Regions from separate parts of the Homo sapiens genome. Here all the other regions are linked to region 1. A link is a contact called in ENCODE Hi-C or POLR2A ChIA-PET data. All regions are on one chromosome and are shown on one strand. Each heading gives the region's core, a stretch centred on a gene start or an enhancer-like site at or near the end of the contact. The rest is flanking DNA. Distances are from core to core; before and after follow the strand shown.

Evidence for each region. Hi-C counts contacts between places; a loop is a spot of excess contacts on that map. ChIA-PET counts read pairs that join two places held with the same protein, here RNA polymerase II (POLR2A). Pooled maps may share reads with other maps.
Region 2: a loop to region 1 is called in a pooled map, with 2.5 times the contacts of the local background. The contact joins the promoter of MILR1 here to the promoter of ERN1 in region 1. A Hi-C loop is called at or near these places in 2 of 50 pooled maps. POLR2A ChIA-PET finds 5 or more read pairs at or near these places in 9 of 52 experiments (A673, CD4-positive, alpha-beta memory T cell, GM10248 and 5 more).
Region 3: a map with no recorded cell type shows a loop between it and region 1 (15-fold over the local background). The contact joins the promoter of CCDC47 here to the promoter of ERN1 in region 1. A Hi-C loop is called at or near these places in 8 of 37 single-sample maps with no recorded cell type and 14 of 50 pooled maps. POLR2A ChIA-PET finds 5 or more read pairs at or near these places in 3 of 52 experiments (GM12878, HEK293T and activated CD4-positive, alpha-beta T cell).

Annotation. Positions count from the first base shown.
Region 1 is chr17:64,127,238-64,131,800 of GRCh38, forward strand. ERN1 (endoplasmic reticulum to nucleus signaling 1) reads right to left here and starts at 2,907. Exons shown (of 22, transcript NM_001433.5): 1 at 2,739-2,907. The coding sequence starts at 2,792. RefSeq lists silencers at 2,418-2,867, 2,958-3,087 and enhancers at 3,508-3,707, 3,758-3,807.
Region 2 is chr17:64,446,561-64,450,923 of GRCh38, forward strand. It overlaps MILR1 (mast cell immunoglobulin like receptor 1), which reads left to right and starts at 2,555. Exons shown (of 10, transcript NM_001085423.2): 1 at 2,555-2,663; 2 at 2,754-2,795. The coding sequence starts at 2,609. RefSeq lists a silencer at 2,418-2,467.
Region 3 is chr17:63,770,418-63,775,027 of GRCh38, forward strand. It overlaps CCDC47 (coiled-coil domain containing 47), which reads right to left and starts at 3,180. Exons shown (of 13, transcript NM_020198.3): 1 at 2,995-3,180. DDX42 (DEAD-box helicase 42) reads left to right here and starts at 3,753. Exons shown (of 18, transcript NM_203499.3): 1 at 3,753-3,959. RefSeq lists enhancers at 3,055-3,639, 3,352-3,661 and a silencer at 3,792-4,081.

The DNA of each region.
Region 1 (4,563 bases), core at 1,657-4,156:
TGCCTCCAATGCAATAGTTACTACATCAATCAAAAAGAAATATCAAAAACTATTTCTTGCAGAGGCATAGTATAACATTCAAAAAATGATGGCTTAGAGTAAAAAGCATCTTTGGAGCATAAAGAGAATTTACATTTATTATCTATTAAGCACGTGTGAAGGTGGTGCCTTCTTTCACATGTTAGCTGTCCCCATTTCACCTATCAGGAAGGAGTCTCTAAGAAGTAAAATCATGGCCGGGTGCGGTGGCTCATGCCTGTAATCCCAGCATTTTGGAAGGCCAAGGTGGGTGGATCACTTGAGGTCAGGAGTTCGAGACCAACCTGGCCAACATGGTGAAACCACGTCTCTACTAAAAATACAAAAATTAGCCGGGTGTAGTGGTGGGCTCCTGTAATCCCAGCTACTCGGGAGGCTGAGGCAGGAGAATCGCTTGAACCCGGGAGGCGGAGGTTGCAGTGAGCTGAGACCACACCATTGCACTCCAGCCTGGGCAACAAGAGCGAAGAAACTCCATATCAAAAAAAAAAAAAAAAAGAAGTAGTAGTAGTAGTAGTAAAAGAATATGCCTAGGGCACAGCTAGCAAGTGACCAGTTAGAACTCAGGTTTGTCTGATTTTATACCCACTGCGTTCTGCACATCACTGTTGCCTGGTTTAACTGCAAACTTTGCTATGAGTTTCATTTACAATTTTAAAATAATAATTCTTACTATGTTTGGGGGTAAAAACCCTTGGGAGAAAATTCTAGGAGTGAAATTCTGACCTTTCTTTTTTTTTTTTGAGACAGAGTCTTGCTCTGTCACCCAGGCTGGAGCACAGTGACTCCATCTCTGCAACCTCTGCCTCCCAGGTTCGGGTGATTCTCCTGCCTCAGCCTCCCCAGTAGCTGGGATTACAGGCCTGCGCTACCACGCCCGGCTAATTTTTTTTTTTTTTTTTTTTTGTATGTTTAGTAGAGACAAGGTTTCACCATGTTGGCCAGGCTGGTCTCAAACTCCTGACCTCAAGTGATCCACCCACCTCAGCCTCCCAAAGTGCTGGGATTACAGGCATGAGCCACCGGGCCCGGCCTGACCTTTCACCTAAATATAGTTACGCTAAACTATAACCTTTTGATAAGGGTCTGGAATATTTTATCATGAACTCTGAGAAGTTTGGATTTCTAAATACAAATTGGAAATATTTACACGAACTGAAACTATAGTTCCAACTACAGCTAAATCGTTATTTTTGGCTCTTTAGCCTAAGTTATTCAATAACCAAACACTAGAATCCAGTGACAAAGTAGCAAAAGGAAAGATGTGGCAAAGGAAACCATTATACACCTATCCCTTGACGTTATGAAATGATCGAATTCATGTCAAACATTTGGTCATTCTGCTTATACCTTCGTTTGTGAACAGATGCCAGGCAGTAGTTACCAATCCAAGGTGAGGTGCTCAAGTTCAAAACCTGACCTTAGTTGTAAAAGTGGGGTTTTTATTTGAAAGAAAAACTTAACTTCCACAAGTTCTATTATAAAGAGTCTACAAATTTTCCTTTATTTAAAAAAAAAAACCCTGAATTTGAAAAAGGCAACCTTATTTATTTACTTCTCCTGTTTCCAAATTCTTGTTACTCCAAGAGTACAGACAGTTATTTACCTAAAATGCAAAACCTCCAAAGAGTTCACACGGTGGCTGGCACTCAGGCACACACATGTCAGTGCTCTACTGGGACACCTGGTACATGATATCCCTATTAAAGAGTACACAGTACCTTTAAAGAGGTCATTAAACAGAACACGGACAAATTTGCCACGCTCACATCCTGAACAATACATTTTGTGAAAAACATTCGCTAATTTAGGTTCTTCCAACCAGAAGAAAAAAAAAAGCCAAGTCTCCCACAAAGTGCCCCCAAATCCACAGCTGAGTGAAGGTCATAAAGAGTTAAATGAATGTAAACCAGGCCCTATCATTCGTCTCCTCCAGAAAAAGATGAAAAGACATTTCTGATGGCCCCAGGTGCTCTCCCACGAGGAGACAGTCTTTCATTTGAGGTTCTGAAGCGGCCTCACCTCGAACCCATGCGGGATCTTCCAAGAGTGCAATTCCCACAGCTCCACTTGCTCAAGGAAGTCTCGGTGCACAGAAGGAAGCCTGCAGCCTCCCAGTACCAAGAAACCGGCAGGGCAAGTGGCAGAAGCCAGCTCTCGGGTGAGAGTCCTTACTCCCTGTTGCATTCGTTCCCCAAAGTTTTCGAATTTTTAAAAAGTTCAAACAAGGATTCGAAGCGCAGGACAGACCCTTCCCCTGGATCCCAACGCCCTTTCGGCTCCTCCGCGGCCCCCGCCAGGCAGCGCCGGCGCCCGCCCGCGAGGAGGAGGGTCCCGCAGGTGGGCGGCCTCCTCAGGCCGGGGCCTTCTGGGACCCCCAAGTGCCGTGCAGGACGCCACGAAGTTGCGCCCGAGCCCGCGGGGTCCGGGGAGCCGCTGCCCGTGACAGCCGCGCTGGCTTGGGAGGCTCTTCGGGCGGCCGACGCCTCGGTGGGGCCGCGACTCCCGTCAGGGAAGCTCTCCCGGCCCGGTGCCGCCTCCTACGCCCGGCCCGAGCCTCCCACGGCTGGGCTCACGGGGCATCTGGCCGCCGCCGTCGCGCTCCCAGCTCGGACTCCAGCCCCGGCGCCGCGACGCTGCCCCGGCCCCGACCCGGCCGTCGCGAGCTGTCCTCCACCCCACGCTCCCCGGTCACTCACCCCGAGGCCGGGCAGCAGCAGCGTCAGCAGCAGCAGCAGCCGCCGGGCCGGCATGGCGAGGACTCGGCCCTGGCTCCGGGGGCGGTACGGACAGAGGACGGGGCGGGGGCGCCGCGACGACAGCGAGGCGGTGACCGAGCCTCAGCGGACGCAGAACTGACTAGGCAGCGGCGGCACCCCCATTCCCGGCCCTATAAGCGCTGGGTGCCGCGGCTTCTTCCGGTCGGGGCGGAGTTGCGGGCGGGGACGGGGCGGGGCCAATCTAGGGGCGTGTTCGGGGCGGAGATGGGGGCGGGCCGAGGGCGTGCCCCGGGCGGGGATGTGGGAGGGGCTGGCTCGGGGCGGGGCCGAAGGCGGTGCTGGCATCTGGCTGGCTTCGCTCATGAGGCGTCGGCGGCTGTAAAGGACCAGGCCTCGGCATCCAGCGTCTGGGGGCGCTGGGGGATCGAGGCGCGAAGCTTGTCTGTGGCTGGGAAAGACCGGCAATGCCCCACCAGGCCGTCCCATTAACCCTGCCGAGGGACCTGCCGCGTCAGACTTCATCGGGGAAAAGGGCGGGACACGGGCGGTCCCGGGTGCCTAGAAGCCTCCTTTTCGTCTTTCCGCCGTGGTGGAATCATCCGCAAGGTTTACCGAGGCGACCTCCGGAGCGAAGGTTTCAGCAGCTACCGGAGGCTTCCAGCAAACACGGCGCAGCTGCCCCGCGCGGCAGTCGCAGTGTTCACAGCCCTAGGGTTCTCCAGCTGTGCCTCGTCTTCTCTGGGGCCCCTTTCTTCCTTTTCCTTGCCCTCAGGAATTCCCCTCAAGTCATATCCACCAGCCATCACTTCCGCTTGGAATGAACCACGGCCAAGTCACTCACCAAAAATTATAAGGAGGAAACCATTTCGGCCACTTGTGTCACGTGCGTTGATGTGACACGTGTGGATGTGAAGTTTGAGATGGTCTGCGTCACAACTCGTTGGAGGGAGTGGGTGGGTTGAGGCCTCCTGCAAGGTCTATGTGAGGGTGTGGAGTACTAATTAGAGTTAAAGAGCTCGGCAGCTGTTTGGTCACTGGCACTGGCCTCCACTGAGAGGGACATGGGTAGGGAGGACACGTCTTTTGCAAGGAAAGACAGTAAACTGAGATTTGGAGCCCAGGGAAAGGTATCTAACTTATCCTAGGAGAAAAAGAAAACGGCTATGAAATTCTCTAATTTTTCCTGACTTGCTTATATGAGAGCCTAAGATTTTTCAGGTTTGAAGGAAAAGAATAAGCACTCCTAGACAAAACAACAAAGTAGTAGTGGGGGACTGGCCAAATGTCCAGTCTGTGTGCATTGTGGTCAATCTTATCCAACTAAAACAGACCAAAATGACAGTAAGCCCAAATCCTGCAAATAGAGCTCCCCATTCCTAACCCCCTAGGCCTGGATTACAGTGAAGGGACTAAGTCCTACCGCATGCTGGAGACTCCAACACATCTCTGTAAGAGTGGGAAGAATCTTGGCAACTGTGAAAACAGTAGAGACATTTTGAAAAGTGTTACCTGAATGTCTAAATGCAAACAGAGGTTTGGGATTGGCAGAGAGATGTACTGAGAGGCCCAGCACTCCTGAGCAGTATAGCCGGGCTTCCAGGGAGGCCTACAGCCCTGAAACTGGGAGGAGCTCTTTATTTCTTGACCTTTTATCTTTTCTTTTTAGAGATGAGGTCTCACGGTGTTGCCCAGGCTGCTCTCAAACTCCTGGGCTCAAGAGATCCTCCCCAGTAGCTGGGACTTCAGGTGTGCCCCACGACACCTGGCTTGGGAGGACCTCTTTAGTGATTACCTGTCCAGTTTG
Region 2 (4,363 bases), core at 1,305-3,804, 320 kb after region 1:
CATGGCGAAACCTCATCTCTAGTAAAAATTAAAAAAATTAGCTGGGCGTGGTGGCAAGTGCCTGTAATCCCAGCTACTTGGGAACCTGGGAACTGTGGAGGTTGCAGTGGCCCGAGATGGCGCCACTGCAGCTATTACTCCAGTTTGAAAATACTAGAAGTTGCCAATATATATTTTTTCCATTGCCAGACTTGTCTGCAATTTGTACTGGATCTGATAGAGAAACCATTTCCATGGGTCTATATGAAAATGTGGAGCCGGGGGTAGTGGCTCACGCCTGTAATCCCACAACTTCGGGAGGCCGAGGCAGGCAGATCACCTGAGGTCAGGAGTTCGAGACCAGCCTGGCCAATGGGGTGAAATCCCGTCTCTACTAAAAATACACAATTTAGCCAGGTGTGGTGGCACGTACCTGTAATCCCAGTTACTTGGGAGGGTGAGGCAGGAGAATCCCTTGAACCCAGGAGGTGGAGGTTTCAGTGAGCCGAGATAGCGCCACTGCACTCCAGCCTGGGCAACAGAGCGAGACTCCATCTCAAAAAAAAAAAAAAAAAAAGAGAGAGAAAGAAAATGTGGGTGCGGGGAATGATTCTATGGTTGTCTGTTCTTTTCCAGCTGGCCAGCAGTGGTAGCCAAAAAGTGACAGGATGCTGATGAAAAACATTGCAGACGTGAAGAAAAGAAAAAGTTGATGGAATTTTGCACATGTATCTGACAGTTCACCCATCCAAACTTTTATAAAGTGCTGTAAAGTTGTTGTAGTAAGGGTGGGGCATGGTGGTTCATGCTTGTAATCCTAGCACTTTTGGAGGCCACACGCAGGAGAATCGCTTGAGCCCAGGAGTTCAAAACCAGCCTGGGCAATATAGTGAGACTTCATCTCTATAAAAAAGTTAAAAACCTAGTAGTGTATGGTGGTTTGTGCCTGTGGTCCCAGCTACTAGAGAGGCTGAGGTGGAAAGATAGTTTGATTCTGGTAAGTGGAGATTGCAGTGAGCCAAGATGGTGCCACTGTGCTCTAGCTTGGGAGACAGAGCAAGATTCAGTATCAAACCTCCTAGCTAGAGGATGCTAGCTAGGTGACGCTGAGTCAATAAGGAAGGATTTGGTTACATCTTGGGACCTAAGGTACAGAGATGAATGTCCCAGCTCAAGGCTGCCCCAGCCATTCAACTCCTTGCTTCCTCTCTTGGTGGACCTGTCAATTCTTGCAAGTGTCAACCAGCTGTCTTGCCCACCTAGCCCTATAGTCATACCTTTCTATCCTTTTGGTGATCTCCACTCCATCAAGAAGTGGCTCTGCACATTCTATTTCAACTGACTTTTTTTTTTTTTTTTTGAGACAGAGTTTTGCTCTATCACCCAGGCTGGAGTGCAGTGGTGCAATCTTGGCTCACTGCAACCTCCACCTCCCGGGTTCAAACGATTCTTCTGCCTCAGCCCCTCAAGTAGCTGGAATTATAGGCACGCATCACCACACCCAGTTAAGTTTTTTGTATTTTTACTAGTGATGGGATTTCGCTGTGTTGGCCAGGCTGGTGTCAAACTCCTGACCTCGGGTGATCCGCCTGCCTCAGCCTTCCGAAGTGCTAGGATTACAGGCATGAGCCACCGCACCCAGCCTGCACGTTCTATTTCAAAGGCTGATCTAAGGTAACTCCTACTTCAGATCTCCTGGCACTGGAGGGCTTGCCGTAATATCAAGTCCCCAAGGCTCCCTTGATTCAGAAATCACTGAGGCAGCAGCACCTTGTACAGATATTTCTCAGCCTTCACTGTGCGTAAGAATTGCTCAGGGCCCTTGTTTAAAAAAAAAAAAATCAGCGTCCTGGACTTGAAACCCAGTAAGTCTGGAGTGGGGTCTAGGAATCAACGTTTAACAAAAGCAGGCATTTTTGGCCAGGCACAGTAGCTCACACCTGTAATCCCAGCACTTTGGGAGGCTGAGGCGGGAGGATCACTTGAGCTCAGGAGTTTAACACCAGCCTGGGCAACTAGACCCCTGTCTTTACAAATAAAAATAATTAGCCAGTCCTGATGGTGCACACCTGTGGTCCCAGCTACTCAGGAGCCTGAGGTGGGACGAGCACTTGAGCCCAGGAGTTTGAGGCTGCAATGAGCTATGATCACAGCACTCCACTCCAACCTGGGTGACAGAGTGAGGCCAGTCTCAAAAAAAAAAAGCAGGCATTTTTGATACAATATTTGTATGTATCTGCTTAAGACAGTCGGTTTGCTTCCAAAGACTAAATCAAACTTCCACCAAACTCCTTTTGGCATAGACTGAGTCCAGAGCAAGGAGATCAGATGGGTTTACATAGACAATGTAACAGTCAGATTTACCTCTTCTCTTTCCCAGCCAGCATGGGACGATGTGGGGGTGTGGGGGGGTGGGGGGGGCGGGGGAGTGGCAATCTACCAAATATCTCTCTTCTTACAGGAACTCACAGAGGAAGACAGATTGGTCGAACAAACCAGTATTATGCAAACCTCATCCAAACCCTCTGATTTCCTTAACTTGGCTAAGAAAAAGAGGAAGTTCTCCGAGTTACTCACCACTGTGGTTCTACTATGCCTTCTGACCCCGTCTTGGACTTCAACTGGGAGAATGTGGAGCCATTTGAACAGGCTCCTCTTCTGGAGCATATTTTCTTCTGTCACTTGTAAGCCCCCCTTATCATTCTGAGGCTCGAACCTCCAAGCCAACGTGTCATGTGGAAAGTGAGCTTTATCGTGTTCCTTTTCTGTTTCAGGTAGAAAAGCTGTATTGGATTGTGAGGCAATGAAAACAAATGGTAAGTTTCATTTACTTCTTTCTTATTGAAACCATTTTCACTGAAGTGGTGAGACAGTCTGATTGCAACATAAGCGTCCATTCAAAAGTGTTTCTGAGCTTTTATGAACAACCAAAGAACAGTCTTTTCAATTATCTATCATTTAAAATAAAATGATTTTAGGGAGGGGATTGCAGCATTTTTTTCTGAGACTCAGTGAGAAAAATAATGAAATTTGTTTTCACAATGAAAGTTTTCTAACTTTCCTTGTTATTGTTGTTTTATGGTTGTTGTGTTTTAACTAGAAAGCCAACACACAGGCTGGGTGTGGTGCCTCCGGCCTGTAATCGCAGCACTTTGGAAGGCTAATGGGGTAGGATTGCTTGAGCTCAGGAGTTTGAGACCAGCCTGAACAACATAGTGATACCTCGTTTCTTAAAAAAATAAAACAAAATAAAAAAACCCACAGAATTATTGTGAAATAATTCAAGCAACACTAGAAATATACATTGGGAAGTGGTCTAACCTCTGGTTCTACTAGTTACTAGCCAGCAGCCTGAGCTCATGACATACCCAGTTTGACCTTAATTTCTTTCTTTCTTTCTTTCTTTCTTTTTTTTTTTGAGATGGAGTCTCAGTCTGTCGCCCAGGCTGGAGTCAGTGGTGCAATCTCGGCTCACTGCAACCTCTGCCTCCCAGGTTCAAGTGATTCTCCTGCCTCAGCCTCCCGAGTAGCTGGGACTACAGGCGTGTGCCACCAAGCCTGGCTAATGTTTTGTATTTTTTGTAGAGACGGGGTTTCACATCGTTAGCCAGGATGGTCTCGATCTCCTGACCTCGTGATCCGCCCACCTTGGCCTCCCAAAGTGCTGGGATTACAGGCGTGAGACACTGTAATTTATTTCATCTGTGAAGTGGGCTAATAAAAGCACCTACCTGGTAGGCTAGTGTGCAGATCAAATGAGACAATCCCTGCTCCTCGTCACAGTGCCAGGCATATGGTAAACCATCCGTAAGTGATAGCCAAGGTGGTGGTTGTTACTGTATAAAATGTAAAAGTTCTGTTACAATCCTCCTCCAATTCTTCTCCCCTTCCTATCCAGAAGCAGCCGTTATCAACAGTCACTTTATATTCGTTATCTTTTTTTGTTTGTTTGTTTTTGAGACAGAGTTTCACTCTTGTTGCCCAGGCTGGAGTACAGTGGCACAATCTCGGCTCACTGCAACCTCCGCCTCCTGGGTTCAAGGGATCCTCCTGCCTCAGCCTCCCGAGTAGCTGGGATTACAGGCACGTGCCACCATGCCTGGGTAATTTTTGTATTGTTTTTTGGTAGAGACGGGGTGTCATCATGTTGGCCAGGCTGTTCTTGAACTCTTGACCTCGTGATCCTCCTGCCTCTGCCTCCCAAAGTGCTGGGGTTACAGGCATGAGCTACCACACCAGCCTTAGCTCCTCTTTTTCAACAGCTGCATGGTATTTTAAGACTCAGCCATGATTCGTTTAACCATCCTTATTTATTGCCCTGCTTTTTGGGGGCAATATAAACAATGCTACAATAAACATCCTTGTACACAACGTCCTTTGTGGA
Region 3 (4,610 bases), core at 1,930-4,429, 360 kb before region 1:
AAGGAGGCTGGAAAGGCCCTCAGGGGCCAGGTCATGATGAAATCATTACTGGCAACTGCAGGGAAGTGATAAGGATGGAAGCCATAATGCAAGCAATTGAGTATTAACGGAAGTGAGAGTATGGCAAAGGGAAATATGTACTACTCTTTCAAGGTGCTCTGAGATGGAGAATATTCTAAATCTCATTTATAGCACTGAAACTTCTTAAAGAAATCAGTTTAATATCGAAGGTTATTGTCGAATGCCTTGCAATCCATGGATGCTCAAGAAATTAAATGCTCTTAAAGGCTGGGCGCAGTGGCTCACACCTGTAATCCCAGCACTTTGGGAGGCCAATACGGGCAGATCAGCGGAGGTCAGGAGTTCGAGAACAGCCTGGTCAACATGGTGAAATCCCGTCTCGACTAAAAATACCAAAAAATTAGCCAGGCATGGTGGCACACACCTGTAATCCCAGCTACTTGGGAGGCTGAGGCAGGAAAATTGCTTAAACTTGGGAGGCGGAGATTGCAGTGAGCCAAGATCATGCCACTGCACTCCAGCCTGGGTGACAGAGCGAGACTGTGTCAAAAAAAAAAAAAAGAAAGAAAGAAAGAAAGGAAGGAAGGAAGGAAGGAAGGAAGGAAGGAAGAAAGAAAGAAAGAAATTAAATGTTCTTAGAATTAAAGTTCATAAAATTTGAAAGGTACAAATGATTTTGAGAAATGCCATAAAGGATAGGCCAACGGTACAGTAGGCCCTACCCATGGGTTCCACATCTGTGGATTCAACCAACCACAGATGGAACAGATTTGGAGGCAAGAACAGTTAAAAAAAAATACAATTAAATTAGGTATTATAAGTAATCTAGAGATAATTATATAGTGTATATACATATACATATATAAGTATATGGTAGGAGGTGCATAGGTTATACGTAAATACTACACCATTTTATATAAGGGACTTGAGTATCCATGGATTTTGGTATTCTCAAGGGGTCCTGGAACCAATCCCCCATACATATCAAGGGAGAACTAAACATTCTTTTTATACTAGTTGATCCTTCAGGTTAGTATCAAGGGACAATCTATGGGAAAGCATGCCACTTTGTCAATGCCAGCCTCAAAGAGGTATGGGATGTGTCTCTAAACATCCCTAGCTTCCTTTAACCATCTTTAGTTACTAATGAGTGTTTTTAAACTCTGGAATGTATATTTTCCACTTCCACTAGGCCTAAGGGTCTTCAGTCCTCTAAATTACTACCTGTTAAAGTTTCTCTTCTAGTTTTTCTAGGCTTTCCCTCTAGTTCTCATGTTGTGATATTTGGTCAAAAGTGGAAGAAATATAGAAAACAGCACATACTTTGGTGAAATTAGACTTGGTTTAAAATGTCAGCTCTAGGCCAGGCGTGGTGGTCCACGTCTGTAATCTCAGCACTTTGGGAGGCCGAGGTGGGTGGATCATTTGAGGTCAGGAGTTCGAGACCAGCTTGGCCAAAATAGTGAAACCCCACCTCTACTAAAAATACAAAAATTAGCCGGGCGTGGTGGCAGGCACCTGTAATCCCAGCTACTCGGGACGCTGAGGCAGGAGAATCGCTTGAACCCGAGAGATGGAGGTTGTAGTGAGCCAAGATTGCGCCACTGCACTCCAGCCTGGGCAACAGGGTGAGACTCTGTCTCAAAAAAATAGATAAATAATAAAATAAAATGTCAGCTCTACCATTTACCAGCAATATGACCTTAGCCTAATTACTTAAAATTCCCTGTTCTCCACATACAAAAAAGGGATACCATTTGCTACTTGCCTCTTAGGGCTGCAGTGGGTATTACGGGAGATATGTACCAAGGGTTTTTTTTTTTTTTTTTTTTTGAGACGGAGTCTGACTCTGTCACCCAGGCTGGAGTGCAGTGGCACGATCTCGGCTCACTGCAAGCTCCGCCTCCCGGGTTCACGCCATTCTTCTGCCTCAGCCTCCCAAGTAGCTGGGACTACAGGCGCTCGCCACCACGCAGGGCTAATTTTTTGTATTTTTAGTAGAGACGGGGTTTCACTGTGTTAGCCAGGATGGTCTCGATCTCCTGACCTCGTGATCCACCCGTCTCGGCCTCCCAAAGTGCTGGGATTACAGACGTGGGCCACCGCGCCCAGCCTCCTTTTCAAATCCTACTCTTAAAACTTTTTTTTCATATAGAAGCAACTAAAAGTTAACACCGGAACAGTCAACTCGATTAACAGCCTGCCAAAAGATCCGATCATTTCAAATTGAATTTCCAATTAGAATATTCACACCATAGAAACACTTCTGAGATAACTCAGCACTATAATGGAGATCCTTCAAGGTTATTTAGGTTACAATCATCCAAGCCATTTTTACCTTGGTTTTCCCTCTTAGAAGTCTCCGCTGCACCTGTCAGTTCTCAAATGCACAAGTCCTTGCCAGACCACCCAGCCTCTATGACTCCTGAAGCAAGCAACACAGGACCAAGGAAAATTCACACAAGCGCTAACAAGTCTGGTTTGATTATTTTCTGCAAGCTCATCCAATAGTTCCTCAGCGACTGAGTCTAGACTTGAGGAAAGAGGACTGAGTGAGGCCATCATTCCTTGTTGTCATTTTAGATTAGGTCTTCCTGACAACGGCCAAAACGAGTATTCTGGAAATCATGCAGACTTTCCTCTGTCTCTTTATATGTGTTGGATACAAACACGTTTCATTTTAGAAACCTCCAGAAGAGACTGGCCACAGAGGTTTTTGCTTCTATTAAACCCCTTTGCCTAGTTTCTCCCCACCCAAGAGAATCAATACATCCTAATGTCATCCTCCGGCACACACTGTACATTTCCTCTAACTCTGCCCTTTTGGCTATCATTTGCTCACAGCTCCGTGGGAAAGTTCCCCCAAACCATTACAATTATCTCAACCGGACCGGGCTACAGGCCAAGCAACTCGGAGTCACCGCTCGGCCTGGCCCGGCCACGCCGACGAGCGCGTCCTGGCCCGCTCCTTACCTGTGGCCGAAGCCGAAACCCGGCCCAGCGCCCTGCGTCCGACACCCCTGCCCGGCCTGCCTCTCGGCCTGGCCGCCGCCTCCGCGATCGCAGCGGTTTTACTGCCCCGGATGCCTCTAGGACGCAGCCAGAACCGTAGCTCAGTCACGCCGCGCCTCTCTTCACGTAGCCTCCGCCGTCCGTTACGTAGAATGCGAGCGGCTCGTCAGCGCCTGCGCGCAGCCTGCGGGGCGGGACGCAACCCCGGGGAAAGCGCGAGACCTCCCTCTCTCCCGCCCGGCTGAGGCGAGGTGGGGCTTTTGGGAAAATTACATAATCCCCGCCCCTGGGCCGGAACTGCCCTCGCCTATCCCAATCCTCCTACCTAGGATTCCGTCAAGTTGACGTCACACGGAACCGGTGCTCCGGAAGCTAAAGGTGGCCATGCTGTGTGGGACCACGTGGCCAGAGGCAAGAGTGTCGCTCTAGTAGTATATGCAACAGTTTAAACTATAGGCATGTTCATGTAAATATGGTTTCTGTCCAACCCGTTTTCTCTTGGGATTTTTGGCTAGCCCCTTGACGCCACTTTTTCTTCATTCGCAGACCCACTTTCTAGATGGGTCATGAACACTGTCCACCCAACTGCAGTTTCCCGTCAGAGTATCTGAGGAGCCTGTGAGGCGTTCTGGAGCTTTAAGGTCAGGCGCCTTCCGGGAGCCGTAGCCCCGGCCCCGCCCTTCTGCCCGCGCGTTCCTCACTGCGCATGTCGCGTTTTTGTTCCCCTCCCCCCTTCAGCAACGGGCCGTGAGGCGGTGGCGGTGGTGGCGGTGGCGGCGGCGGTGGTGGTGGTGGCGGCGGCGGCGGCGAAGGGGGCGGAGAGGAAGGAGCGCGGCGGGACCGGGCCGGGACAGCGCGTACTTTGGGCTCCGGGATTCGCTCCGCGCCCGCGGTTGTAGCAGCTGCCGCTGCAGCCATAGCAGCAGGTTTGTGCGTGGGGTTTCTGGACGCAAGGCCGCCAGTCCTTGGGGGCACTGGAGGCAACTGCTGGGCCTAGCGAGGGCGGAGGAACCGCGGCCTCGCTTAACAAAGAGTCGGCAGAGCCTCGGGGCACCGGCGGCCGGGGTGCCGGGAAGGGGTGGGAGTGGGGGCTGAGGCCTCTAGGGTTCCTTCCTAGCCGCGTCGCCCTCCCACAGCTCCCGCTTCCCTCACAAGTCTTACCGAGGCCCAGTTGGCGGCTTTCCGGAGGCGGCGCCCCCTCGCCTAGGAAAAGGATTTGCAGGGTGCCCGGCTCCAGGGCAGGAATAGCGCGGGGAGAATTCTGACCCAAGGAGGCAGCGCTTGGGAGATGCAGGCCTCCGAATTTGGGGTCCTGAGAGGCAAAAGCTGCCAAATGAGAGGAGTGAAAAGATATAGGCGATGATCTTTGTGCAGCGTTGAGTAGGTCGATTATTAGCATCACTGTAGTCACACAAACTTTTTTGCGGCCTACTTGAGAGCGTATCTGATGTGAATAAATAATTTACATGGAATTGCAAACATATGCATCAAAAACAGGAGAAGCTGTCGAGAGTTTTGGGGAATTACATTCTCATCACTGAGAATTTCCCTCTTGCCCCCACTCCTATAGGCAGTTA